Linked DNA regions of Homo sapiens: all the other regions are linked to region 1. The links are chromatin contacts, found by Hi-C or POLR2A ChIA-PET in ENCODE. All regions are on one chromosome and are shown on one strand. Each heading gives the region's core, a stretch centred on a gene start or an enhancer-like site at or near the end of the contact. The rest is flanking DNA. Distances are from core to core; before and after follow the strand shown.

Region 1 (4,169 bases), core at 721-3,220:
ATGGAACAAGAGCAGGGAAGCTGCTGGTATATTACACTTCTAGCTCATGCCCTTTGAGTACCACTTAATCTGCCCTAAAGATAGTGTCACTTCTGGCCAGGCGCGGTGGCTCATGCCTGTAATCCCAGCACTTTGGGAGGCCAAGGGAGGCGGATCTCCTAGGGTCAGGAGTTCAAGACCAGCCTGGCCAACATGATGAAACCCTGTCTCTACTAAAAATACAAAAATTAGCTGGGCGTGGTGGCACGTACCTGTAGTCCCAGCTACTCAGGAAGCTGAGGCAGAAGAATTGCTTGAACCCAGGAGGCAGAGGTTGCAGTGAGCTGAGATCGTGCCATGGCACTCCAGCCTGGGCAACAACAGCAAGACTCTGTCTCAAAAAATAAAGATAGTGTCACCTCTACCAGTGTCGACAAATGTTTAGGGCTATGGATCCTCAACTAGCCTGAATGCAAGACTAAAATATTCCTGAGCCTGGTGCAAGGTTTAATGGAACTTTTAACTCATCTGTTTCAGAAAAGGTAACAAGGCTAAAATATTAAGGAGTCCTAGCCTGATCTGACACATCTTGTCAGGTGTTTCATAGCACTCTGAGTAAGAGTTTTGGGAAATTAATAATAGTAATAAAAATCTTGTGAAAGGGCTCAAGGTGTTGCAATCCTCATCACCTATGAGCACCAATTCTGCAGCTGTTTTGCACGTAACTATAAATTATGATCTAGTCTCTACATACATAACTTCCCCCACATTCCTGCAGGGGTCTCTTTTCCTGCTCAATCTCAGGAGCAAGCTTTAATTTTAAGACCCATGAATACTTGAACAAATTCAGGAGTCAGTTTGACACATCATTTTATATTTTTCTGATGACAATTTCTAGTTTACTTTTTAAAAAAAGACACTATTTTAAAAATACTTTGGGATAGGTTTGAGTCGTTGTGTTTGCTTCCAGTCAGAGAACTTCCTACAAAACTGAAGATATAAAGTGCTGATGCCTGGGCGTGCCTGCGTTCGTTGGGGGCACGACGTCATCGTGGGAAGCGTGTACTTTTTCGGATTACTGCTTGGCGGATTAGAAACCCGTAGATCAGTTCTAGGTTAGCCCTGATTAACTGCCCTGGGTGTTTCTGGGCCAGAGGGAATGTCTGCTGGATTCAAACCAATATCCGTTGTAAGACAAAAGAGTTAATTTGTACTTTACCCCTATCCAGGCTAATAATGAAGGTACCGGGAATGATCTGGAATGTTAACTGGTGCCCGCAATCGCGTCTGCTGAACCTTCTGCCCCCACGATTCTGTCTGCCCACATGCTTCTGTCTATCAGCCCCGGCCTCGGGATCAGCTCTCGCCGCGTCATTGGTTGGATTTCAGGAAGGGAGAAGCCCACGATTTAAAGGGCTCCTTTTGCACCTGCCAGACATCGTCCGCATGGTCCAACTTGCCTTTGGCACGTATCTGGAAAAATCTCCTGCGCTGTTCGTTTATTGCACTGACTGGTCAAAGGAAAGAGTGTTCCCTTAGTCACCTTGACAATTTCCAAAAGCGAAACTTGGGCTCTAGACTAGATCTACACTGAGTCTGCGGGGCGCGGAGTCCCTGCCCAGGTCAGTAGCGCCGGCCCGGCGGGCGGGCGGGGACAGGGGCGGAGCCTAGGCCAGGCGTGGTCTTCCGTGGGAGAGAAGGAAATTCTTTGCCCCACCCCCTAAAAACTGCTCTTCTGCCAGCCAATCAAGGAGGCCTATGCAAATAGGGTCCCTGTCGCCCCGGTAACCATGATGCACGGCAGCCAATGGAAACCAGCAAGTCGCGGCCCTGCTCCATGATTGGGACTGAAGTAAGGAGGTAGCGGCCCAATGGGCTGTGGGAACGGTCCTCGGCGGGTTGAGGGGCGGGGATATGCAAATATGGTTTGAAAAGCCGGCGGGAAATCCGAGTTTCGCGGGAGGACCTTGGCGCGTAAACCGTATCCCTTCATTCATTGTCAGCAGCAGCTTCCTGGAGCCATTTTTCAGCTGCCGGCCGCAGCACCCGGGCTGCCGCCGCCGCCTCGCAATCCGTTGCATCGGCCGCCCCCGACGCCTCCATCCCCGCTTGGGGCCCGATATCCGTGCGGCCGGGACCCTCCTCTCTCCAGAGCCCCGATTATTTTTGGCCCCCGGGGCCTGTGCGGTGCGGAAAAATAAAAAGAAAAGAGAGAGAGGGGGCTCGGAAGCGCCGGGCGGGGAGGAGAGAAGGAGGAGAGACTTGGAAACTCCGACTGCAAATAATAAAGAAATTGAAAACAATACATTAATATACCATAACACTAAAAAGAGCAGGAGCGAGAGATGAGAAAGGGAATCCAGCCCGCTCTGGAGCAGTACCTGGTGACCGCCGGGGGTGGGGAGGGGGCGGCTGTCGTCGCCGCCGCCGCTGCAGCCTCCATGGACAAAAGGGCACTGCTAGCCAGCCCCGGCTTCGCCGCCGCCGCCGCCGCTGCCGCCGCCCCGGGCGCGTACATCCAGATCCTCACCACGAACACTTCCACCACCTCCTGTTCCTCCTCCCTCCAAAGCGGCGCCGTAGCCGCCGGCCCCCTCCTCCCCAGTGCCCCCGGCGCGGAGCAGACCGCCGGCAGCCTCCTCTACACCACGCCGCACGGACCCTCCAGCAGAGCCGGGCTGCTGCAGCAGCCACCAGCGCTGGGACGCGGCGGCAGCGGCGGCGGCGGCGGCCCTCCGGTAATACCCTCCCTCCCCACCGTCCCCAGCCCCGGCGGGAGGTGGGCTCGCACCGCGCGGGGTCGTGGGCGCGCTGCGGGCCGCTCGGGGAGAGCACTGGGCCGAGCATCGTGGGCCTCGGGGGCTGCCCCTCCAACGAGGGTTCATTGTTAGACCTGAGTGCTCTTCCCGGCGCCAGGAGGGTCGGGGGGCTCGGCCAGGCGCGCGGGGCGGCGGGGATTGCCTTGGCGCGAACCACATCAAACACTCCAAAACTTTTCGCGGCCCCCCCTTCTTTTCCTGCACTTTTCCCTACCCCCACTCTCCCTTCCCCTCCAACTCGAAGCTTCCTCTTTCTCGGGCGTAGGAAGGGGTCACGCCCCGGATGGAGAAGGGGGTGGGGGAGGGAGTAGTGAACTGGGGTGTGGGGGGCTCTGAGGGGTTGAAACCGGGGGACTGTTGGGGTGCTAGCCCCCAGTCGGCCTTGGAGGCTCGTTGGCGGCCGGGGGTCCCTGCGGCGTGCTCGGAGCGCAGGGGATCGGCGGGGCTGCGCTTGACACATTTTAGGATCTGTAACTCCCGGCAACAAAGGGGCTGGGGGAGGTGGAGGGGAGTCGGGCGTGGGGGAGGTGGGGCTGGAAGCCGGGTGCGGACTGGGGCGTGGGCTGTCTGGGGTGAGGGGCTCGCGGGCTGGCGCTCTGGCCTGGGCGCATCCTGGCAGTGGCAGCGGCGGCGCCCGCGTGGCCCAAGCGCCCAGGCCTTCCTCGCCGGGCCCCGGGCCTGCCCTTGACCCGCCTCTCCCCTTGCCCCTTCCTTCCCCGCCCTGTCCCCCTCTCCGCCCCCCGGCGACGGAGGGCGGGGGCAGCTGGGTTCCCGTCCCGCCGCCTGGGTCTGTCCCTCTCTCCGGGACCCGCCGGTGACGTTTCGCACACGTGCGCGCAGGACGCGCCTGTGACTGGGGAGGAGGCGGCGGCGGGAGGGGGCGCTGGAGGGGGAGAGGGGGGCACCCACTTCCTCCTGCTCGCCGGCTCCCTGGCCTGGGACGGTCCCGGCGCCCTCGCACCCGCCCCCGGCACCGCCACCCTCCCTCTCCTCTCCCCACCCCCCCACCGGCGCCCGCCCTCGCCCTGCGCCGCCGGTCTGTTCGGCCCTCCGGGCCCCCTCTCCAGCCGGCCCCCCACCTCCCCCCGGAGCCAGGCTGGTTTCGGAAATGCCCTTACAGCAGCAGGTTAGTGACCGGGACGGCTCGGGGGCCGCCGACGCCGCGGGGGCACCGGATTCTGTTGGGGGCTGAAGCGGTGAGGGTAGGCGGTTGAGCGGGGTTTTGGAGTGGGAACGGGGGGTTGGGTGCTCGAGGGAAATGAGTAAGCAAGAAAAATCTAACTAAGTAAATGCCCCGGCCTCCGGTTCTAGGAACCTCGGGGCGGGAGTGTCTGCCCCAGGGGGTGGGTATGGTGTTTACGTGGATTTTTT
Region 2 (4,169 bases), core at 839-3,338, 2.8 Mb before region 1:
TTCCCACCTTCTCCAACCCTCCTGTCTCAATCCCATTCTTCCCCCCACCCCCACCCACAAGGCTAGTCATAGAAACTGGAATCCGTCTTTCCCAAAGCAGGGCATAGAAACCAAAACCCCACCCTTTCCCAAAGCCAGCCACAAACCTAAAAATATTACTCTAACCTCCCTGCACCCCTTTCTGTGCAAATATTGGACATAGAGAAATTATCTGGCAGAGCGCAGTGGCTCACGCCTGTAATCCCAGCACTTTGGGAGGCCGAGGCGGGTGGATCACCTGAGGTCAGGAGTTCAAGACCAGCCTGGCCAACATGGTGAAACCCCGTCTCAACTAAAAATACAAAAAAAATTAGCTGGGCGTGATGGCGGGCGCTTGTAATCCCAGCTACTTCGGGAGGCTAAGACAGGAGAATCACTTGAACCTGGGAGGGGGAGGTTGCAGTGAGCCGAGATCGCACCATCGCACTCCAGCCTGGGCGACAAGAGCAAAACTCTGTCAAAAAAAAAAAAAGAAGGAAAAGAAAAATTATCTGACCTACCTTGTTTAACTGTTGTAGGCCACAGCCCCCATTCCAGAGGGTCCTGTTCCATACCCAGAAGGAATGAATGCTGCAGACAGGCCAAGGAGAATCCAGATAGGCCTTGCTGGGTTTCTTGCCTGTTTGCATCAGAGTGTTTTTTGTCCAGTCATTTTTTTTGAGACGGAGTCTCGCTCTGTCGCCCAGGCTGGAGTGCGGTGACGCAATCTCGGCTCACTGCAAGCTCCGCCTCCCGGGTTCACGCCATTCTCCTGCCTCAGCCTCCTGAGTAGCTGGGACTACAGGCGCCCGCCACCACGCCTGGCTAATTTTTAGTATTTTTAGTAGAGACGGGGTTTCACTGTGTTAGCCAGGATGGTCTCGATCTCCTGACCTTGTGATCCGCCCGCCTCAGCCTCCCAAAGTGCTGAGATTACAGGCGTGAGCCACCGCGCCCGGCCTTGTCCAGTCATTTTTTTATACGGCTGTCCATGCTTTGTTGAACCTAAGCATACAAATACACGATTTCCCTTGTTATCTTTGGGTCTTCATTCTGAAGGCTCCCGTGTCACATAAAACGATGGTCAAATCAATGTCTATGTCTTTTCTCCTATTAACTGCCTCCTGTCAGTGACTTTCAGCGAAACTTCAGAAGGTGAAGCGGAAGTTTTCCTTTGGCCCGGACAGCATCATCATTAATATCATTAATAAATATTCCCACAGTATTTGGCCCTTGTATGTCCTTTGTATGGTGCTGGGGATACAATAACATATCGCTGCAGAGATTTTCAAATGTAAAAGAAGAGAGATTATACTGATTTAAAAGCTAGATTCTGTCCTCACCCTGGAGCTAGTCTGCATTTACGAAAACTTACTTTCCACTGCGGTAGACAGACGCTTTCTACTCCAGCGCAACTGTGCCTTTCCTCAAATCTAGTCTCAAATTTAGGTTCCTTTTCATTTTCTGTTATGGAAAGGCCCTCAGCGTATCCCAGGCTTTGGAGCCTTTTGTTAGTAGTCTGGCCCATGCATAATTTCCCCTTCCTCTGAATTATACATAGCACCTCACTAGTTATATTTTAATACACTTTCCTATGTCTCAGTGGTAGTTTCCTATATTAATATATATCCCAGTTTAGTTTGGCTTTTAATTTCTTTTCTTCTAAGGGGATAGATGCGTTCTGTACCACCTTCTCGAGTACTAATGGTTAACTGGAATGAACACAAGCAACAAACCCTCCGGCCTGGATCCCAAAACAACAGTCGCGGTTCTGCAACAGAAAAGGCTGCGCTGGCCCTGGGACCTGTCTCGGAAATACTCCTCATCCATCTAGTTTCTCCCAGGACAACTAGGCCCAACCCCACGGGAATATACAGAGAGGCCTCGGGTCACAGACTTAAAGCTGTAAAAGGGAGGAGGCGACGGTCTGGTCCCAGTCACCGACCAGCCACCGACTACTAGGGCCCGAACCCGGGACTGCAGACGCACCTCCCCGCCCTCCCTTCCCAGCTCCGCCTGGCGGCGGGCGTTGCTCCTGAGGGGCGGGGCTTCCGCTTCCGGCGGGGGATTGTTGACGCCTGCGGTTGCTGCGGTGGTGACGGGGCTGTTGGGGAGGGGCCATTGGGGGAGGGAAACGGAGCAGTGACAGGTATCCCAGAGGGTGCTGCTGAGGCGACGATGGCCGAGGGGCCCGAGGAAGCCCGAGGCCACCCTCCCGGGCAGGACGATGGCGGAGGGGACCACGAGCCCGTCCCTTCCCTGAGAGGCCCTCCTACCACCGCCGTCCCATGCCCCCGCGACGACCCCCAGGCCGAACCCCAGGCCCCGGGCCGGCCCACAGCCCCGGGCCTCGCGGCTGCCGCCGCAGCCGACAAATTGGAGCCGCCGCGCGAGCTCAGGAAGCGCGGGGAGGCGGCCTCCGGCTCCGGTGCAGAGCTGCAGGAGCAGGCGGGCTGCGAGGCGCCCGAAGCCGCGGCGCCACGAGAGAGACCAGCTCGGCTGAGCGCCCGCGAGTACTCCCGGCAAGTGCACGAGTGGCTGTGGCAGTCCTACTGCGGCTACCTCACCTGGCACAGCGGCCTGGCCGCCTTCCCAGCCTACTGCAGCCCCCAGCCCTCCCCGCAGAGCTTCCCTTCGGGCGGCGCTGCAGTCCCCCAGGCCGCGGCGCCGCCGCCCCCGCAGCTGGGCTATTACAACCCCTTCTACTTCCTGAGCCCCGGGGCCGCGGGGCCTGACCCGCGGACAGCTGCCGGCATCAGCACCCCTGCTCCAGTCGCGGGCCTGGGACCCCGGGCTCCTCACGTGCAGGCGTCGGTCCGGGCCACTCCAGTGACGAGGGTAGGATCCGCAGCCCCTTCGCGAAGCCCGAGCGAGACCGGGCGACAGGCAGGTGAGAAGCGCGAGGTGGAGGCTGGGCGGAGTAGAAGGGTTTTCGGGGGCCTGTGGGGTAGAGCTGGCACGCTTTTTAGACCTGTAACTGCTGCTTCTACTCTGATTGACTATCCTGCCCGTTCAGTTCACTAGCTATCGTTTGTCCAGGCCCTAAATTCCCAAAATGTACAAGGAGGCAATACAGTTTCTTCTTCCTTTAGACCTGGCACTCCAAATTGACTCCCTTACTCATGGGACTAGTTGTTTATTCGTGAAAAGAAATTGCTCTTCAAACCATCCTCTTCCTTTGGTTTTCACGCTCTGCAGTGAGGGCCAAAGCTAAATTCGCAAATGGCAAACCCACTTTTGGAGGGGCTCGACTGGTAATGCTGAAAATTATTCAGACATTGGCTACTTAGGACAGTGGAACTGAACGGATATAAAAGGAGATCGACATGGATACAAGTGGAGTTAGGAAGTTTTGATTGGGTCAAAGCTTCACTTCATTTGATCAATATCTTGTATATTGTGTAATTGTTTTTGCTTCTGTGTGTGAACTAGAATATTTTGAATTAGTTACACTTCTTAGTTTACTATTTAAACTATTAGACTTTTAGTTTATTTTAGTTAGCCACAGATAGATGGGACAAGAACTAGTTGATGCCTCTGATCCCAGTCAGAATTTAGGATGACAGATTGATACTCACTGGGTTTATTTTAAAGAAAGCAAAACAAACTAAAAAACGGGTGGGGGGGGATTACAGGGATTTACTTTATACTAATTGCCAATATTTAACCTTGATTTGTACTAAAAAATGTTTAATTTTGTGTGACTTAGATGTGATCACCTGGATTCTCCTCATTAGAATTCCTAGTGAAATGTAGTGGGTACCCTAATCAAATTTATCTGTGAAATCAGTTTTCTAGGGGGAAAGTGGGGAGGGTGGGGACAAGGTCTGCTTCTATCGCCCAGCCTGGATAGTGCAGTGGCGATCTTGGCTCCCTGCAGCCTCCGCCTCCCAGGTTCAAGCCGTCCTGCCACCTCAGCTTCCCTAGTAGCTGGGACTAAAGGCATGCGCCACCACGCCCGGCTAATTTTTGTATTTTTTGTTGAGACGGGGTTTCGCCATGTTGGCCAGGGCCAGACTGGTCTCGAACTCCTGGCCTCAAGCAATCTGCCCGCCTCGGCCTCCTAAAGTGCTGGGATTACAGACGTGAGTCACTGCACCTGGCCGTGTGAAATCAATTTTTAAACGTTAAGGTGATGAAAGCAAACTTTA
Region 3 (4,169 bases), core at 834-3,333, 2.8 Mb before region 1:
CAACTATGTTCAGTGTAAACCATTAATTGACTTGCTGCATCTGTCAAGGCAACTTGTAAAACGACAACTTGTAAAAAAAAAAATAATAATAATAATAATAAAAAGTTAATACTTACCAGCTGTAGTACTAGTTTGAGCTCCAAAGGCAAAAGTGGCTTTTGCTGGCTGTTCAGATTCCTTCTCAGATGGTTTTGTCATACTAAAACTAAATGTGGACTTTGAAGAATTCTCATCTTTGGTTTGCTCTGAATTCCCAAAGGAAAACACTGGTTGACACTTTGGCTCTTCATTGTCAGCTTTCTTCCCAAAAACTAGGGAAGTAGAAGTGACAGGCTCTTGCTGTTTCTCTTCTGTCCTTCCCAAAACAAACACTGAGGCAGATGGCAGAGAGGCAGGCTCCACGTTGCCAAAAGAGAATCCTCCTTTGGTGGCAGGCATTTCTTCTTTTTTAGCTTCTGATGTCTTACATGTGAAAGGAGCCACTGAAGCACTCTTGGTTTCTATGGTTCCAAGGTTGAAGCTGCTCTTGTTCTCAGAGGTCACTATGGTGTTAGCAGGAGCAGGGGTGGAGTTAATAACACCTGTACCAAAGCTAAAACCTGCAGAGGAAGATTTGGGCAGTTCCTCTTTCTTTTCTTCCTGTCCAAGATTAGATACCCCAAATTGAAATGGAGTTAAAGAAACTGGGTTGCTTAAACCAGAAGAAAGTCCAAACTTAAAATTATCATTCTTACTATCTTTTTTAACTTCTTCGGGCTTAGATTCAGATGAAACTCCAAATTTAAAATCTCCTATTGGTTTAGAAAATTTAAAGCCTTCACTCATGGGGTTTATAGACCCAGAATCGGATGACACACCTATTTTGAATCCTCCCTGATCTCCAAATTTAAAATTTCCAGTGCTTGTTAAAGTCTGAGAAGGCCCAGAAGAGGATGATGAGACACCAAATTTGAAGGATGAGGAGGCTGCTGAGTTCGAAGATGAGGAAGATGTGTCAAAGCCTACAAAAATATAAAAGACACCACATAGACACTCAATGTACTGATCCTCTCAAACAAAATGTAAACACTGTGAAAGCCAAAGAAACATAGGAGTAACTTTGAAAGGGCCTACTTTGAAGAGTATTACCAGCAGCTGTAAACATAATCCAAGGTGACCTATATTTAGTCGGTATGAGAATGATATCTCAATCCTCACAACTATCCTGACAAGCCACTTTTCATTTATCAGACTGGCTGCGATAAAGTTTGATAAAGTTTGTACTAGTGATGAGACTGGAAGTAACAGGCTACACATTGCAGGTGGGTGTATAAATGAACACAAAACTCATAGAGAGCAATCTGTCAATAGTTACCGAAAATTACAAATGCATATACCCTTTGACCTTGCAATTCTATAGCTGGAGTTTGTTTTAAAGATAAACTCATAGACATGCAAAATGCCATATGCAATCCAGGCAGCTATAAACGAAGAAGGAAGAACAAAGATGTGTCCAAGATAATCCCTGATAAAATCAAAGGGGCAGAAAGGGAGTGCGGTATACAGACTTTTCTAACAAGGTAAAAGGAAGTAAGAATATATAGGGGTATGTATGTTTGCCTTGGATGGGCATAAAGAAACTTTGAAAGATTTACAAGAAACTAACCACAGTTACATTTGGAAGTGGGAGGGAAGGTGGAAAAAGAGACAATGGAGAGAAGAGATTGAACCTTGTCACAATTTCTTGATTTTTAAATCTTGTGAATAAATGTGTTATTCACTCAAGCATTTAAAAAAGGAAGGCAACAGAAAAACAGAAGAATTACAGAGTTGAAGCAATGTTTATAAAGTTAAACATCAGACTGGGCGTGGTAGCTCACGCTTGGAATCCCAGCACTTTGGGAGGCCAAGGCGGGCAGATCACCCGAGGTCAGGAGTTCAAGACCAGCCTGGCCAACATGGCGAAACCCCATCTCTACTAAAAATACAAAAAAAATCAGCCAGGCATGGTGGTCTGTGCCTGTAGTCTCAGCTGCTTGAGAGGCTGAGGCAGGAGAATTGCTTGAGCCCGGGAGGTAGAAGTTGCAGTGAGCCAAGATTGCGCCACAGCACTCCAGCCCGGTCAACAGTGAGACTCCACTTCAAAATAAATAAAGAAAAGAAAACAGAGGAGAGCAGAGGAGACGGGAGACGAGAGGGGAGGGGAGACAAGAGGGGAGAGGGGAGGGGAGAAGGGAGGGGAGAGGGGAGAGGGGAGAGGAGAGAAGAGAGAAGACAGGAGAGAAGAGAGAGGAGAGAAGAGAAAAGAGAAGAGAGCAAGCATTATACTGACAAGATCAAAGTCTTGGTTTCATAATGCTTTTCTGCAGCTAAGGAAATCAGAAATGAAGTACTTGACCTACTGGCTCAAAACAAGGATCATTAAGAAGTACTAAGATACTTAAAAGTATGGTGATTACCACACTACAGGTAGAGAACAGTATAAAAAGGGGAGCATGAATTAACAGCTACAGAAAGAGATAAAATGAACCAGAAAGCACAAACTTCTAAAACACTTAAATGCAGTGTTTTTCAAACTGCTAGTTGTATACCATTAATCATCAATTAATTTAGCAGGCTGCAACCAGCACTTCTCTTTTAAAATAAAATAAAACAGAAAATACCAGGGAACCTTACACCTACCAGAGGCAAGTATTATTTTGCAAAACAGATTTCAATCATATAGACATATACGCTGTGCAGGTGATGGCTCACAATATAAAAGGTTTATTCCTGACTTTTGGTTTGCAATCAAGAGTTTGAAAGCTAATTACAAAGTAGATAAAGCTTGCTATTATTTTTGTTTAATTTGTATAAATTTAAGGATTACCAGTGCAATTTTGTTACATGGATATGTTGCCTGGCAGTGAAGTTTGGGCTTTTAGTATATTCATCACCCAAATAATGTACATTGTGCCCATTAATTAATTTCTCATCATCTACCCCCCATCCCATCCTCTCACCGTTCTAGGGGTCTACACTCTGTCCACTGAGTACACTTTATTTAGCTACAACTTATAAGTAAGAAGATGAAATATCTGTCTGAGTTGTTTCAAGACATTAATCCTCACACATTTTCTCCTTGCGGGCTTACTCTTTTACAGAAGACTTGAAAAATCTGGCCTCCAGACCAGGCGTGTTGGCTCACGCCTGTAATCCCAGCACTTTGGGAGGCCGAGGCGGGTGGATCACGAAGTCAGGAGATTGAGACCATCCTGGCTAACATGGTGAAACCCCCGTCTCTACTAAAAACACAAAAAATTAGCTAGGCGTGGTGGCAGGTTCCTGTAGTCCCAGCTACTCGGGAGGCTGAAGCAGGAGAATGGCATGAACCCAGGAGGCGGAGCTTGCAGTGAGCAGAGATCGGCCACTGCACTCCGGCCTGGGCGACAGAGCAAGACACCATCTCAAAAAAAACACAAAAATCTGGCCTCCAGTTAGTTTAGGATTAATTACTTTGAGGGAGTCTTCCTTTGTACTTATATAGTAAAATATTAAGAGTTCTTTTCCTGGGACCTACTTTGGGAAACCAAAGCCACAGCCTGTATCGCTTTTAATTTAGAGGTGTATTCCCAGTCAAATAAAAGTCAGTAAGTTCATCTGGGCGCGGTGGCTCACACCTGTAATCCCAGCTACTTGGGAGGCTGAGGCAGGGAATTGCTTGAACCTGGGAGGCGGAGATTGCAGTGAGCAGAGATCGCGCCCCCGTACTCCAGCCTGGGCAAAAGAACAAAACTGTCTCAAAAACAAACAAACAAACAAACAAAAAAACAAACAAACAAAAAAACAAAGAACAGTTCACCTAGGGGGCTAGCAGTTAAAAACAAAAAACAAAAACTCTCTGAGGCTCAATGACACAAGAAATTTTTTTTCCCACCTGGAGAAAAGATACCTCACTGTTGACAAGCAACTAATATGACCTTACAATATTCAGAAACAGATATAACTAAAACATCTCAGGATAATCTCATTTTATATTAATTTTCAAGAGAGAATGAGTGAACACTGAAGCTGTTCTCAAATACTTCATTTTTAAATGGCCTTACAAAAAGGCGCTTTACCATCACCTTTATTTTTATTTTTTTGGCCTTACCTTTAAACCCAGATTTTGTGCCTGGCTTTGCACTTTCACATGCCAAACATTTGGTAGA
Region 4 (4,169 bases), core at 796-3,295, 2.2 Mb before region 1:
GCTCCATTGCACTCCCAGCTGGGCAACAAGAGCGAAACTCCGTCTCAAAAAAAAAAAAAACCCAAAAAACAAAACAAAACAAAAAACAACCAAGGAGTTCACAGGGGGAAAAAAGGAGGTGAGGAGAATGGAAAGAGCGGTATTTGGGGTTGTTCTTTCGGGCAGTGTCTTTGTTTTAGAGTAGAGCTACAGGTTGCTGCTTAGATATTGCCTGTGGTTTTGTGACGACAGACACCTAACCACCTTTCTTCTGCTCACTTTGCAGATTGCCTTGCAATTTCCGTATAGATTTTGGGACAGTAAAGTACAAGGGGCTGACTTTTTTGGTCACGTTCCTCCCAGTGCCAGCAAGCGAGGGCTTTTTGCCGTGTTCTATGACATGGATCCCCAGGTAAAATCATTCGTGAACTGTGGTTTGAATTTCCGTCTTAAAGTTTAGAATTTGATGTGATAATTACTCACCTATCAAGCTCAGGAACTAACGAACATCATGGAGACCCTGGGTCTATGTTTATATTCTGGGAGGACACTTGGACTGGACATTTTCCTATAGGAAAGGAGCCCCAGTATTTGCCATGTCTTCTTAAAGTCCTCATGTTGCTCCCTGGGACATGAATTGGATGCTTGTGGAAACTGTCATTTCAGGCTATGGGGGAATTCCTCTTAGGTGAAGTTGGAGACATCAGAGTCAATGAGTGGTGCTTGAAACTTCCTCTCTGAGGGTCCTCTAGGGAGCTGGGAAAGGGTGTATGATTGGTGAGGGAGGGTGTGAGTGTCAGCAGATGTGAGAGCTGAGGGAAGGAAGGAGAGAGGAGAATGGCATACCCAGAGCTGGACGGGGGTGGTCACTTTCTCTGCCGTCATGTCACTGCCACACGAAAGAATCATGGCTGTTTCTGACTTTCAGTTTCAAGAAACTTTGTCTTAAAAGGTTTCACATAGGAGCCGAGGGCAGATTTTCTTTACCATTTGAGGTTTTTTTATTTTTCATTGTTTTATCTGCAGATTTTCCTTCTCCATCTCTTTCTACTTCTTCCGAAGCAAGCTTTAATTAGTGAACAGCCAAGGGAACCTTAAAGTTGCTATTTACATTTCTTAGTGTTTTTCTTTTCCAGCAGGAAGCAATAGAGTGGATGGATGAATAATGAGTGTTTGCGAGGAAAATGGACTGGCGAGTGACGTGCGGATAAGGGACAGCCAGAAATAGTGACATTTAACTTGTGAGAGTGAGGCTCTTGGCCGGGTACAGTGGCTCACGCCTGTAATCCCAGCACTTTGGGAGGCCGAGGTGGGTGGATCACCTGAGGTCAGGAGTTTGAGACCAGTCTGGCCAACATGGTGAAACCCTGTCTCTACTAAAAATACAAAAGTTAGCCGGGCATGGTGGCAGACGCCTGTAATCCCAGCTACTCTGGAGGCTGAGGCAGGAGAATCACTTGAACCTGGGAGGCAGAGGTTGCAGTGAGCCAAGATTGCACCATTGCACTCCAGCCTGGGTGACAGAGCAAAACTCTGTCTCATTTAAAACAAAACAAAACAAAAAACAAAAAAAAGAGGCCCTTATCTGTGGGAGCTGAGCACTCACAGACCTCCTGCTTTTCCTTTCATGTCTCCAGAAGAAGCACAGCGTGCTGATGTCTGTGATTGCCGGGGAGGCTGTCGCATCCGTGAGGACCCTGGATGACAAACAGGTGCTGCAGCAGTGCATGGCCACGCTCCGGGAGCTGTTCAAGGAGCAGGTGAGAGAGAGGAAGCCCTCCTTGAAAGGGGCAAGCCGTGCTTGCTATCCAGAGCAGGTGTGAAGCCCAAGCAGCCAGCGTCACTGAGAATCACAGGAAGGAAGGCAGAGGCCACAGTCTTCTTTCTTTCAGAGTCCCACTGCCCACCTCAGCACTGAGATTAGTCTGTGAGGGCTGTCATCACAGAGTACCGCAGACTGGCTGCCTTAGACAACAGAAACTTATTCCTCACAGTTCTGGAGGCTGGAAGCCTGAGATCGAGGTGTCGGCAGGGTTGGTTTCTCCTGGGTCCTCTCTGTTTGGCTGGTAGATGCTGTCTTCTCCCTGTGTCCTCACATGGGCTTCCCTCTGTGTGTGTCTGTGTCCTCATCTCCTCTTCTTATGAGGACACAAATCAGATTAGATTAAGGCTCACCCCGGCGACCTCACTTTAAAGTAATTACCCATTGGAGACCATGCGACGAAATACAGTCACATTCTGAGGCACTGAGGGTTAGGGTGTCCACATGGGAATTTGAGGGAGACACGGTTCTGCCTGTAACAGTGCCCTGTACCTTTTTTTACACAATTGTCTTCCTTCCTTTTTTTCTTCTCACATCATACACACTTCCCTTTTTTTTTTTTTTTGTAAGGATATAAAAGGCTCGGTATTTTCTACGTGGATTCTATATTTACTGAAGCCCTAGAAGCTTTGACTACAGCTTTCCTTTTAAGAGGAGCCTTGGCCAGCTTTTTTTAATATCGCACACATGCAGATAGTCTCTTTTCTCCACGGAGCTCAGGATACTTTGTTTGCCAGTGTACTAAATCTCACCATCTCTGGAGATTTGTAAATGGCCATGGCTTATATCTTTTTGAAATAAAGGAGCAGAAATAGAAGTGAAATGACTCAAAAGTTATGTAAGTTAAAGAGAAAGGGGCATTCAGATATGTTGCTTATTTTATTTCATTTTAATTTATTTATTTTTGAGACAGAGTCTCACTCTTTCGCCCAGGCTGGAGTGCAGTGGCACAATCTTGGCTCACTGCAACCTCCACCTCCCGGGTTCAAGCGATTCTCCTGCCTCAGCCTCCCGAGTAGGCTGGGATTATGGGTGTGCTCCACCACACCCAGCTAATTTTTGTATTTTTGGTAGAGACAGGGTTTCACCATGTTTGCCTGGCTGGTCTTGAACTCCTGACCTCAAGTGATCCGCCTACCTCGGCCTCCTAAAGTGCTGGGATTACAGGTGTGAGCCACTGTATGGCCAGCCTTGTTGCTAATTTTATATGAGAGGATCTATCTAATGATGCAATCCCTTGCTTGGGGTTTTTGTTCAGAAGTTTGTTTTTTACATTAGTTGTTTGGAACTTAGCTTACCGTTTCTATAGAAATATTGTTTATCGTGTTGCTTGTTGGAGGCCAGCTGACAAATTACAGTCGCTCTCTCTTACTCGAGGCTTTGCTTTCATGGTTTCAGTTACTGTGGTCAACCAAGGTCTGAAAATATTTGATGGAAAATTCCAGAAATAGATTCATAAGTTTTCAGTCATGCACCGTTCTGAAGAGCGTGTCCAGTACCTCCACACTGTAGACATTGCCTGTCCATTAGTCACTCAGGAGTCATCTCTGTTATCAGAGCCATGTTCACATACCTTTTATTTCAGTATAGCGTTATAATTGTTCTATTTTATTATTGTCATTAATCTCTGTACCTAATGTATAAATGAAACTTTATCATAGGTATGAATAGGAAAAAACATAGTGTGTATAGTATTGGTCCTATCCATGGTTTCAGGCATCCCCTGCGGGTCATGGAACATATTCCTGGCGGGGAAGAGGGGACTGCTGTATTTTAAATTGAGTGAATGTGAAACATAACCTTGTATCACTGTTTTGTGGAGAACCCTGTTGAGAATTCCAACCTGTGATCCTGAGACTCCATCCTTCCCTTTTCTTCTTGGGCCAGAGACTCCTTTCTGCTACCACACGATGGAAAAGGGAAGGCCCGAACTCTTAGCCATGGGTGATAGCCCCCAGTAGAGGGAGAGTGTGTCCCGGGCAGAAGGAGGAGGTATAGAAGTGAGGGAATTGTGTGTGGGTGGGGCAGGAAAGAGAGGATAAGACACAAATACCGGCTTGGGTAGATTTAAAGGCAGCAGGAGGAACATCTTGAGAACTACTGTTTCAGAATGATACAGGAATAGACTCAGGTCCTAAACAGGGGGCAAAATGTATGAGTTGGGTTGTACCATGTCTATCTCCCTTCTTTTTTTTTTTTTTTTTTGAGATGGAGTCTGGCTCTGTTGCCCAGGCTGGAGTGCAGTGGCGCGATCTCGGCTCACTGCAAGCTCCGCCTCCTGGGTTCACGCCATTCTCCTGACTCAGCCTCCCGAGTAGCTGGGACTACAGGCGCCTGCCATCATGCCTGGCTAATTTTTCTATTTTTA
Region 5 (4,169 bases), core at 943-3,442, 2.1 Mb before region 1:
GCTTCCATGATGCCTCAGTTCTAAAGTTAAATATTCAGGGTTAAGTAAAATAAAAACTTTCACAATTCTACTTGTCCCACAAACACCTCAAATTAGTAAAAAGAATAATAAATCACAGCTACAATAAAACTATTAGGGGATAAAATTTCTACAACATCATGTTTTTAAAAATAATTTGTCTAGAACAAAACATGGGATTCTTTCAACTACCAACTCTTCCCCAAGCATTACTGTGTTGGCCACTTACAGTATATTTACATGACTTCTCTAATTTTTTCCTGACATGAAGAAAATTCACCATTTCTTTGGCATCTCAACCCTGCCCCCACCAGAAGACCAAAATACAAACAAAAAATTGGAGAAAAAGTGCAGAGCCTCTTTGGCTAGCAGCGAGATAGTGCAGCCAATTTTGTTGTTGTATTAAAAATAATTTTAAAATAACATGTTGTTAAGCAATAGTTTATGTGAAAACTTATATTTAAAAAGCCATGCTTTACTTAAATATGCCCTTCTTAGGGCACATACCACTTTAAACAAACAAAAGGCACACCTTGTAATCTTAACCCAGATTGTGACCACAGGCTGGTTGAGGCTTAAAAAAAATCCGGGTTTAGGAAGAGCGCTTCAACCTCTTCCCAAGTGTGGCTGAGTCGTAAACATATACGAAATAACCGCAGACTAAGCTAATATCAAAGAATGCTAAGAGATGCGACTCGGATTTTTAAATGTTTGGAAACATGTCAAGAAGCGGGTACACCTGAAACAGACACTGCATGCATCCTGGATAAACTGCCGCAGCACACTCCTCTATTCAGTCAAGTTTCCGTTTCACACCTCCAGTCAAATCAGGGCTCATATCGCCCTCCCTTAAAACAGACACAGGTTCGAAACCGAGACAGTGCTGGGCTCACATTTAACTTTCTTTCAGAGTTCACTTTCTTCATTTTTAACTACTTTCTCAAGTAGCAACAGCTTTCACCGCTGTTTGCCAGGGAGGGAAACTTTTTGGTAAATGTAAAAATATTCGAAAGTATTCAAATACTTCCGGGTCTAGCCTTATAACTTCAGTCTTAACGGGCTGCACCAAGACCTTACAATAACTTCAAAAGGCAAAAGATGTGTAATGAAAAGGACAAAATTAGAACATCCACTTAGCAACTTCAAAGGTGCACACACACAGGTAAAAAAAAAAATCAAATCCAAGACCTACAAACTTCCCGTCAAATGATGAAATGTTAACGAACGTTTAGAGCGGACGAGAAGTCGGCTGCACTCCAATACATCTCTACCACGCTAACAAATACTTTAAAAACCGGAATACACAAAGTCAATTCTACGCCATCGCTCAAAACAAAAGCAGATAAATTGTGCACACATTCTCGCTGAAAATCACTCCGACTTCACGCCTCTAAACACCAAAAGAGCAAGAAAACTGTTTCCTGGGTGAAAAATACAAAAAAACTTCGGTCTGAAAAATTCATCAGTTGGGATGCGACTCCCCCCACCTTTTTCCTCCTCCTCCTCCTCCTCGTCGTCCTCGTCCTCTTCCTCCTCGCTCTCCTCTCTGGGACCGGGCATTTCGGGTTCTTTCTCGGACGCGGGCTGGGTGGGGGTTCCCTCCCCCTCCGCAGCAGGGGCCGAGGCGGACATGCTGTGAACCTGCATGCGGGAAGAAAGCCGGACGTCTCGGTCCTCCTACTCCCGCAGGCAGGACCGGGCGGCCACCCTGAATGATGCTACCCTTCCCGCGGGACACCTGCCCTGAAAGTTGCCTCCTCCCATAGCCGGGACCGCAGCGCTCAGTCCCCAGGGGCGGCTTCCCTCCCGCTCCGCCGCCGCCGTCCAGGGATTCCCGAGGCGGGAAACCGCGCCCGCTGCCCCGCGTGCGCGCGCGCCCGCCCGGCCTGCGCTGTTCCCGGCCCGGCCCGAGCTGCCGGCCCTCCACGTCCCCTCCCCCGCCCCAGGCCGCCGTCCAAATGGCCGCGTCCCTCCCCCGTCGGCCGCGGCAGGGGCGACCGGGCCTCCGGCGTCCCGAAGCAGCCCTTACCGCGGATTTCGGCCGCCGCGGGCCTGGCACGCGAGGGCACGAGGAGGTTCTGGGAGGCGGCGGCGGCCGACGCCGAGGAGAAGGCGCGCGGGCCGCTGTCTGGCGTGACGCTCGCGCCGCGCGCTCGGCTCCCCAGAATCAACAAGATTTTCAAAATGGCGGTTCGGGAAGGAGAGCGGGAATGCGGCGACCAATCAGGGCCGCGAGCTGGGAGTTGGCGGGCGCGGGGCGGGGGAGGCGGGGCGGCCGGGTGCCTCCGCGGGAAGCTCGGGCGGGCGGGACCGCGAGGGGTCGCCTCGGCCGCGGGCGGAGGGATGCGCGCGCGGGGCTCTCCCCGGCTGCGCCTGGAGTGTGGTCGGCGCTCGGGCCCCGGAGTGCGGGCGGGCTGTGTCCCGCGGGGCGGGCGGGAGCGGGAGGCGAGGCGGCCTGGCAGCGCGGAACGGAAGGACGCTAGGGGGCCTGCGTGTTTATTGTTTCCACGGTCGCTTCCTGGAAAAGATGATGAGCAGTCCCGGGCCGCGGAGGGGCGCGGCGGGCGCGGTAAAGAAGTTTAGAGATCTCCGAAGTCGCTATCGACAGTGTTACTCTGAGGCGGAGGAGAATTAATCAGCGGTCTCATCAATGCTCCAGAAATCATGCTGGGTGATAGATAACTCCCAAATCTGTATTTCTGAGGACCGCATCGCTTGTAAGGTGCACCGAAAGGAAAAAGATCCTACCTGCCACGTTAAAGGTTCACATAGCCAGCCACATAGATTTACACCCCTGTAAATATAAGGGGAGAGGCTCCCTCCCACCCCATTCCTTCTCCTCTCCTCTCTCACACACACTCTCTGTTTTATAATAGAGGAAATATGTTATTTGGCCGGGTCCAGACCCTTCTCCCAGAGTTCTAGGTCATCTATGCAGATGCTTTTTACACATTCAACACTGCAGACACTCAAAGCAGTATCTTCCCTGCTCAATGCTGCCTTCTTTTGTATGTGATTTCCTTTATTTTCTCCCAACTCTTCAACCACTAGCTCACCTGAAGGATCCTTGTACTCAGTGGACTTAATAGAAATGTGATCAGTGAAATTTGCCTGGACTCTGGGTTGCAGGACAAAAATTAGACATTTCCTTTGAATCTTCCCTTTTCCTTTTGTTCCCCTTCCAAAACATACGCGAATAGTGTCATTTCTACCCTCAAACGGTATGCCATTTTCCACACTATTTATCCCACTCAAATCCTATCCACACTCCACAGCTCATCTCTCCTTCTTGCTGCCTGCAACGTGGTTGGGAGTGGGGGGTTGTGTTTCACCCCTATTTGTGTTACAGCTCTTTCAATCCTACCATTTGGCAGGTCCTGAGTTCTGGTCCTGTGTCCAGGAAGAGTGAGGCACGCAAACAACTGGAGGGTGAGCAAGGTGGACAGGAGCTTCACTGAGGGACAGAACAGCTCTCCTGAGACCTGAAGTGGGTTGCTCCTTTCTGCAGGGGGGTTGTCCCGACTAGCGTCCTGCCCTCAGTGGAGAGGAGACCCATAGTGGGCAGCTCCTTTCTGCAGGCAGGTGGTCCTGACGAGTTGAGGAGACCAAAGTGGGTAGCTCCTTCCTGCAGCTGGTAGGCCTGAGCGCTGGCTGAGTCTGGGGTTTTTATGGGCTCAGAAGGGAGGAAGTGTGTGCTGATTGGCCCATGGGTGGGCCCAGAAAAAGCACCACTAGTTTTCACTCTGGGCTGCAGACTCTACCTGGAACTGGCCACCAGGCCCCCCAGGCTTCAGGCCATCCCTGGCTTGAAGGTGGGCAGGGACCTACCCCTTTCCCCCCAGGAACGTGTCTGCCTCCCACCATCAACATGTCATCCATGGCGCCCAGGCTGTTTGTGCTGAGGGGTGCCTGCAGGCCCACGCGGAGCCACCCTCAGCCCCACCAGCCTCTTTCTCGCACTTGTTGGTGCCCAAAGTCCAGAGAGGGCCAAGGCGGCAGGTGGCTGGTGTGTCAGTGCTGCCCTGAACACGTGCACACCCAGCTGGGTTGCAGCAGCGCCCGTGCCTGGCCACAACTTTGCTCCGCCTTGGAGTGGGCCCTGGGAGTGGGTAGAGAGAGGGTAGAGGCCTGGGAACAGGCACATTCTTTTT
Region 6 (4,169 bases), core at 1,135-3,634, 2.0 Mb before region 1:
GAACAGATTAATATAATCACCTTCTCAGAGAAGACTTGATTCTTTTCATCAACTCCTTTCCTTTAAATTCTTCTTCTCTGTGCTCCCAATAGCACATCATGCTTAAGTCTATCATATCACACATTATGTATCACTCACACATTGGGTACAACTATCAGTACCCTGATAATTGATTTGCTTGTCTTACTCCTTCCCTGGATTGAGAGGTCTTTGAGGACAGGGAGACCATGTCTAATATCATTATCTTAATACAACCTAGCAGATTGTCTGGGAGGAAATCAATAAATGCTCCAGAGAATGAATATCCATTCACACTGTAGACTCCTTAGGAAGATCTGAGAGAGTTTGTTCACATAATATTATAGCATTCAACGTGTTTATTTAGTCTTATTAAATTTTGACTGCAATTTAAAAAAAATTTGCATAGTTGCATGGTTGAAAATAATCAGTGGTGATGTTACTCAGTTGTGCAAAATATTTGGGATAATAGGCAGCACTATTCGTGCTTATGTTCTCATTCATATTGGCAGCAGCTTCTTCCCTTATCCTGTTAACAAGAGATTATAATTTATGAATGGTAATTTGAAAAGTGGACTCTGTGTTGAACTTTGGTTTAAGGCTCAGGAGATTTGCATCAACACCAATGAATAAACTAACCTCTTAGAGGTTGCTTTTTATCTTTCCTAGTTCCTGTCCACCAAAATGGTCACTATACCAAGAAAATTCCTTGAAATAGATTATCTCAGAACCTAAGCCATTGCTAAATCTGAAGGTTGGACTTCCTTTGGGATGGTTTTCATTTACATTCACCTTCCTCATGTAACTCAGATTTAGGTCTCATTCTAGCTTGGCCTGTGTCTGGTTTGGGCCAATCTCTTAAATCTTCCTGGACATCAGTTTCCTTATTTTTTTTTTTTTTTTGAGACAGAGTTTCGCTCTTGTTACCCAGGCTGGAGTGCAATGGCGCAATCTCGGCTCACTGCAGCCTCTGCCTCCCAGGTTCAAGCGATTCACCTGCCTCAGCCTCTCGAGTAGCTGAGATTATAGGCACCCACCACCACGCCCAGCTAATTTTTTGTATTTTTAGTAGAGACGGGGTTTCACCATGTTGGCCAGGCTGGTCTTGAACTCCTGACCCCAGATGATCTGCCCGCCTTGGCCTCTCAAAGTGTTGGGATTACAGATGTGAGCCACCGCACCCAGCCCAGTTTCCTTATTTTTAAAATCAGGTTATTTGCTAAAATAGCTAGGAAGACTTTTCAAGCTCAAATATCCTACCGTGGGTTCTTTTATCATCTTATTGCCCCTGTCCTTTTTCTCTTCCTCCCTGACTGGTGAGCTGGTCCTCCTACCTGCCCTAGCATGGCACATGTAGATACACTGTGTTATTCAGCACTTTGCTTTGACCTAGAGGTTTTCTTCAACTTGGAGGGCTGAGAAGCAATGTTTGCTTGTGTCGTTTGGAATGGTGCCTGTTGGCGTGCACAGATCCTTTCCACAAAGGGCCTGTGAGTCCCTTCCTTTTAGGAAGCACATTCCTGACAGTGGTTGCAAAAGTAGAGAGGGATTGCAGAGTGAACACAGATTCTTGTGTCAGAGCGACATTCCTAAATGGCAATGTTCAGCAGACTTAGGTGATTGTGATCTATGGGGGATATGGGGAATGAGTAGGTATGCGATTCATTATGAATGTCACACAAATGAAGTGTCCAAGGGTTTGGAGCAAGGAAGCACTTCATAATACCTCACAGCTTCTGGATTATTTTGTTACATTTTTGTTTAATTGAGGGTACAACCAGTTAAGTTACAAAGCACTTCAAGTGAAATCATTGTTTCATCAAGAAGTGTCTGTATTTTATGAGGTAAACTAAGATTATTCCCGATTTGATTCACAGGTATTCTAATTTCATCATTAGATGCAAAAGGACAAGTGAGGTACAAGCTGTTTTTTGATGAGATGTGCATGGGAAGTGTTTCTATAAAACAGTTGTCTGCCACGTGGGAAGGCAGGTCTGGGCTGTTAGAAGTAGAAGAAAGAGATTTAAAGAGCTGGGAAGGAGGGAGAAAATAAAGAAAGGTGGCCTGTGAGGATATGTACAGACAGAGAGGTAGCAGGCGCTTAAGGCCAAGAGGTGAGCTGTCCCTGTCTGGGCAGAAGAAGTGCGCTAGGGGCAGCTGCCTGCACCCCCTGCTCTGAATTCCTGCAACAGCGGTCCCAGGAGAACAAGAGACAGGTCCTGACAAGCAGTAGAGTCGGTGCAGCGCGCCCGGGTTCGGATAGGGTTAAGGCCAACACCTGCAGCTGAAGTACGACCCACATGGGAAGTAGGAAGTGCGGCGCCTGAGCTTCCTGTATAAATAAACGCGCTGCTACCGCTGCTGGCGAGCTGTGCCCCACGCTCCCGCTGCAACAGTCCCGGGCATCGCAGCTGCCAGTCAAGGCTAGGAGGCGGTCGGGGACTCCGCCTCCTCCCGACCCGTAGGTCTGGGAGCGCAAGTCCTGTTGCAGTCTTGCAAAGTGTAAAGCTGTCAGCCGCAGAGCACGGAGGAAAGACGGAGAGAATGGAAGAGCTCCTGTCCGGTGTGCCAGCAGCCCGGACTGGCGGTGAGCGCGAGGGAGGCTACTGAGAAGCCCGGCGACGGAGGAACGCAGGTCTGCTGCCAGGTAGGTTTAGCGAGCTTTTTAAAGGCTACAGGCGTTGCAAGACCGGAATGGTGTTGCTGGACTAAGGAAAAAGGACAGGAAACTCACTGTGACACCACAATTTTTCGATTTTCTGTCTCTAGTGCTCAAACCATACAGAACTGAATTCATTCTGAATGCCTTAAACACCTGTTAACTTAGAAGAAAAATGCCTTTGTTAAAGGAAAGTAGTTTCATTTCTAATAAAACAGTTTCTATAATAGAATGTATTGTAGAATCCGAGATTAGACCAGACCTCTCCCTAGGTCTTAAGGGGAGACCAAAAGTTGGCATAATCTCGGATTATGCATTATAGTGCTTATTTTATCAGGTAATTGCTAATGAAACAGTGAAACTCTGATACTACGAGAGCCATTCTCAAATTTAAGTTAAAATCGAACTGATTGTCGTTTGTGCAGGGAAAAGGTAGGTATCTTTTGCTTATTCTTTCTAAAACACCTTTTGTTTTTCTCATGAGTTTCAAGGATCCTGCTGTAAGTCTACTCCTCATGCATATACACTATTCACATAAAGATTTCCCAGAAATTAATTCCCTTCTCTGGGAAATGTTCTTTTTTCATGTTCTCATAACAGACTGTCAGTTTCATATTGCTTTCTGCCACATGTATCTTATCAAAACATTAGCTCTGAGGTTCTTAACAGGACTATCTCTGCTCTTCCGATTTGGCATTTCTGGACGTTTATTTGAACATTGAGAGGTATAAATTAAATGGCAATGTATCTAACATTTCTGAGGAAGCAGATTAGGGGGTGTCTGTGCCCAGAAGCAAAATAAATGAACTTTGGGATGACTCAGTTTTTAGGGTGTGGGTAAGAGGCAAAAGGAACCTAGCCAGTCCTAACTGAGTTGCTGGCTAATTAGAGTATCTGTCTGCCGCAGCTTTCACTGAAATGAGCCTCTTGGTCCCTTTCACATCAAATCCCTCTGTGAGTCCCTCCTTCTCCTTAGTTTATCTTTCCTTCACAACCTGGGTCCTTTTCATGGACAGCAGTGCCTTAAATACTTCTAAAACTATCCTGAGGGGGAGAAAAACCTATAGCAGATCCACAAAGCCACTTGTAGATAATTGTATTATGAAATCCAAGGTCATGGTTTCACACAACTCCTGCTCTGCCCTTGCACACCTTTGACTGGCATTTTTTTTTTTATTTTTGTCGTGGGCATAAACTTAGAAAAGTGGGAAAGGGAAAAACCTCAGTTTCAAAAGTAGTCTCTGACTAATTAATTATCTTGATTAAAAAAAGGTAAACATATATAGTGAACGTGAAAAAGATGTTGAGTAGTAGAATTGGGTTGCTTGGCTTTTTATTTAAAACAAACAAAACTCAACCAAAAAAACCCCCCAAAACCCCAAACAATCACCCTAGATAACTTTCTCCTACACTACTGTGCTGGAAGTCGGGCTTGAGTGTGGTCAAATCCTGCCCATTTACCCAGAGTTTTACAAATATTTACAGTCATCTA

The links. Hi-C counts contacts between places; a loop is a spot of excess contacts on that map. ChIA-PET counts read pairs that join two places held with the same protein, here RNA polymerase II (POLR2A). Pooled maps may share reads with other maps.
Region 2: a map of B cell shows a loop between it and region 1 (17-fold over the local background). The contact joins the promoter of FAM8A1 here to the promoter of E2F3 in region 1. A Hi-C loop is called at or near these places in 2 of 168 maps with a recorded cell type or tissue (B cell and naive thymus-derived CD4-positive, alpha-beta T cell) and 9 of 50 pooled maps. POLR2A ChIA-PET finds 5 or more read pairs at or near these places in 1 of 52 experiments (K562).
Region 3: a pooled map shows a loop between it and region 1 (2.0-fold over the local background). The contact joins the enhancer-like site here to the promoter of E2F3 in region 1. A Hi-C loop is called at or near these places in 1 of 50 pooled maps. POLR2A ChIA-PET finds 5 or more read pairs at or near these places in 2 of 52 experiments (K562 and activated naive CD8-positive, alpha-beta T cell).
Region 4: a pooled map shows a loop between it and region 1 (5-fold over the local background). The contact joins the enhancer-like site here to the promoter of E2F3 in region 1. A Hi-C loop is called at or near these places in 1 of 37 single-sample maps with no recorded cell type and 2 of 50 pooled maps. POLR2A ChIA-PET finds 5 or more read pairs at or near these places in 1 of 52 experiments (Panc1).
Region 5: a map of CD4-positive, alpha-beta T cell shows a loop between it and region 1 (11-fold over the local background). The contact joins the promoter of DEK here to the promoter of E2F3 in region 1. A Hi-C loop is called at or near these places in 7 of 168 maps with a recorded cell type or tissue (CD4-positive, alpha-beta T cell, CD8-positive, alpha-beta T cell, OCI-LY7 and 3 more), 15 of 37 single-sample maps with no recorded cell type and 25 of 50 pooled maps.
Region 6: a map of naive thymus-derived CD4-positive, alpha-beta T cell shows a loop between it and region 1 (11-fold over the local background). The contact joins the promoter of RNF144B here to the promoter of E2F3 in region 1. A Hi-C loop is called at or near these places in 2 of 168 maps with a recorded cell type or tissue (chondrocyte and naive thymus-derived CD4-positive, alpha-beta T cell) and 5 of 50 pooled maps.

What each region holds. Positions count from the first base shown.
Region 1 is chr6:20,399,909-20,404,077 of GRCh38, forward strand. It overlaps E2F3 (E2F transcription factor 3), which reads left to right and starts at 1,971. Exons shown (of 7, transcript NM_001949.5): 1 at 1,971-2,717. The coding sequence starts at 2,325. LOC124901482 reads right to left here and starts at 2,864. Exons shown (of 3, transcript XM_047419652.1): 1 at 2,517-2,864; 2 at 2,361-2,472; 3 at 833-2,254. The coding sequence starts at 2,864. The coding sequence ends at 1,647. RefSeq lists silencers at 1,546-1,785, 2,636-3,105, 3,306-3,925 and an enhancer at 1,884-2,408.
Region 2 is chr6:17,598,214-17,602,382 of GRCh38, forward strand. It overlaps FAM8A1 (family with sequence similarity 8 member A1), which reads left to right and starts at 2,089. Exons shown (of 5, transcript NM_016255.3): 1 at 2,089-2,908. The coding sequence starts at 2,197. LOC102724591 (a long non-coding RNA gene) reads right to left here and starts at 763. Exons shown (of 5, transcript XR_007059485.1): 1 at 540-763. RefSeq lists a silencer at 1,948-2,427 and enhancers at 3,494-3,994, 3,995-4,169.
Region 3 is chr6:17,628,539-17,632,707 of GRCh38, forward strand. NUP153 (nucleoporin 153) reads right to left here. Exons shown (of 22, transcript NM_005124.4): 17 at 4,112-4,169; 18 at 117-1,001. Among named protein-coding and RNA genes, the nearest start is that of FAM8A1, 30 kb to the left of the region's middle. Within about 2 kb of position 2,084, at least 3 of the 41 ENCODE cell types and tissues checked have a DNase peak (open chromatin) inside an H3K27ac peak, as active enhancers do.
Region 4 is chr6:18,213,391-18,217,559 of GRCh38, forward strand. KDM1B (lysine demethylase 1B) reads left to right here. Exons shown (of 22, transcript NM_001364614.2): 19 at 266-391; 20 at 1,617-1,739. Among named protein-coding and RNA genes, the nearest start is that of DEK, 49 kb to the right of the region's middle. RefSeq lists a silencer at 1,673-1,722 and an enhancer at 1,933-2,052. Within about 2 kb of position 2,046, at least 5 of the 41 ENCODE cell types and tissues checked have a DNase peak (open chromatin) inside an H3K27ac peak, as active enhancers do.
Region 5 is chr6:18,262,338-18,266,506 of GRCh38, forward strand. It overlaps DEK (DEK proto-oncogene), which reads right to left and starts at 2,193. Exons shown (of 11, transcript NM_003472.4): 1 at 2,048-2,193; 2 at 1,506-1,659. The coding sequence starts at 1,650. It overlaps LOC124901270 (a long non-coding RNA gene), which reads left to right and starts at 2,195. Exons shown (of 2, transcript XR_007059486.1): 1 at 2,195-2,740; 2 at 3,393-4,169. RefSeq lists an enhancer at 1,317-1,868 and silencers at 1,754-1,813, 1,874-2,233, 2,274-2,553.
Region 6 is chr6:18,384,966-18,389,134 of GRCh38, forward strand. RNF144B (ring finger protein 144B) reads left to right here and starts at 2,385. Exons shown (of 8, transcript NM_182757.4): 1 at 2,385-2,665.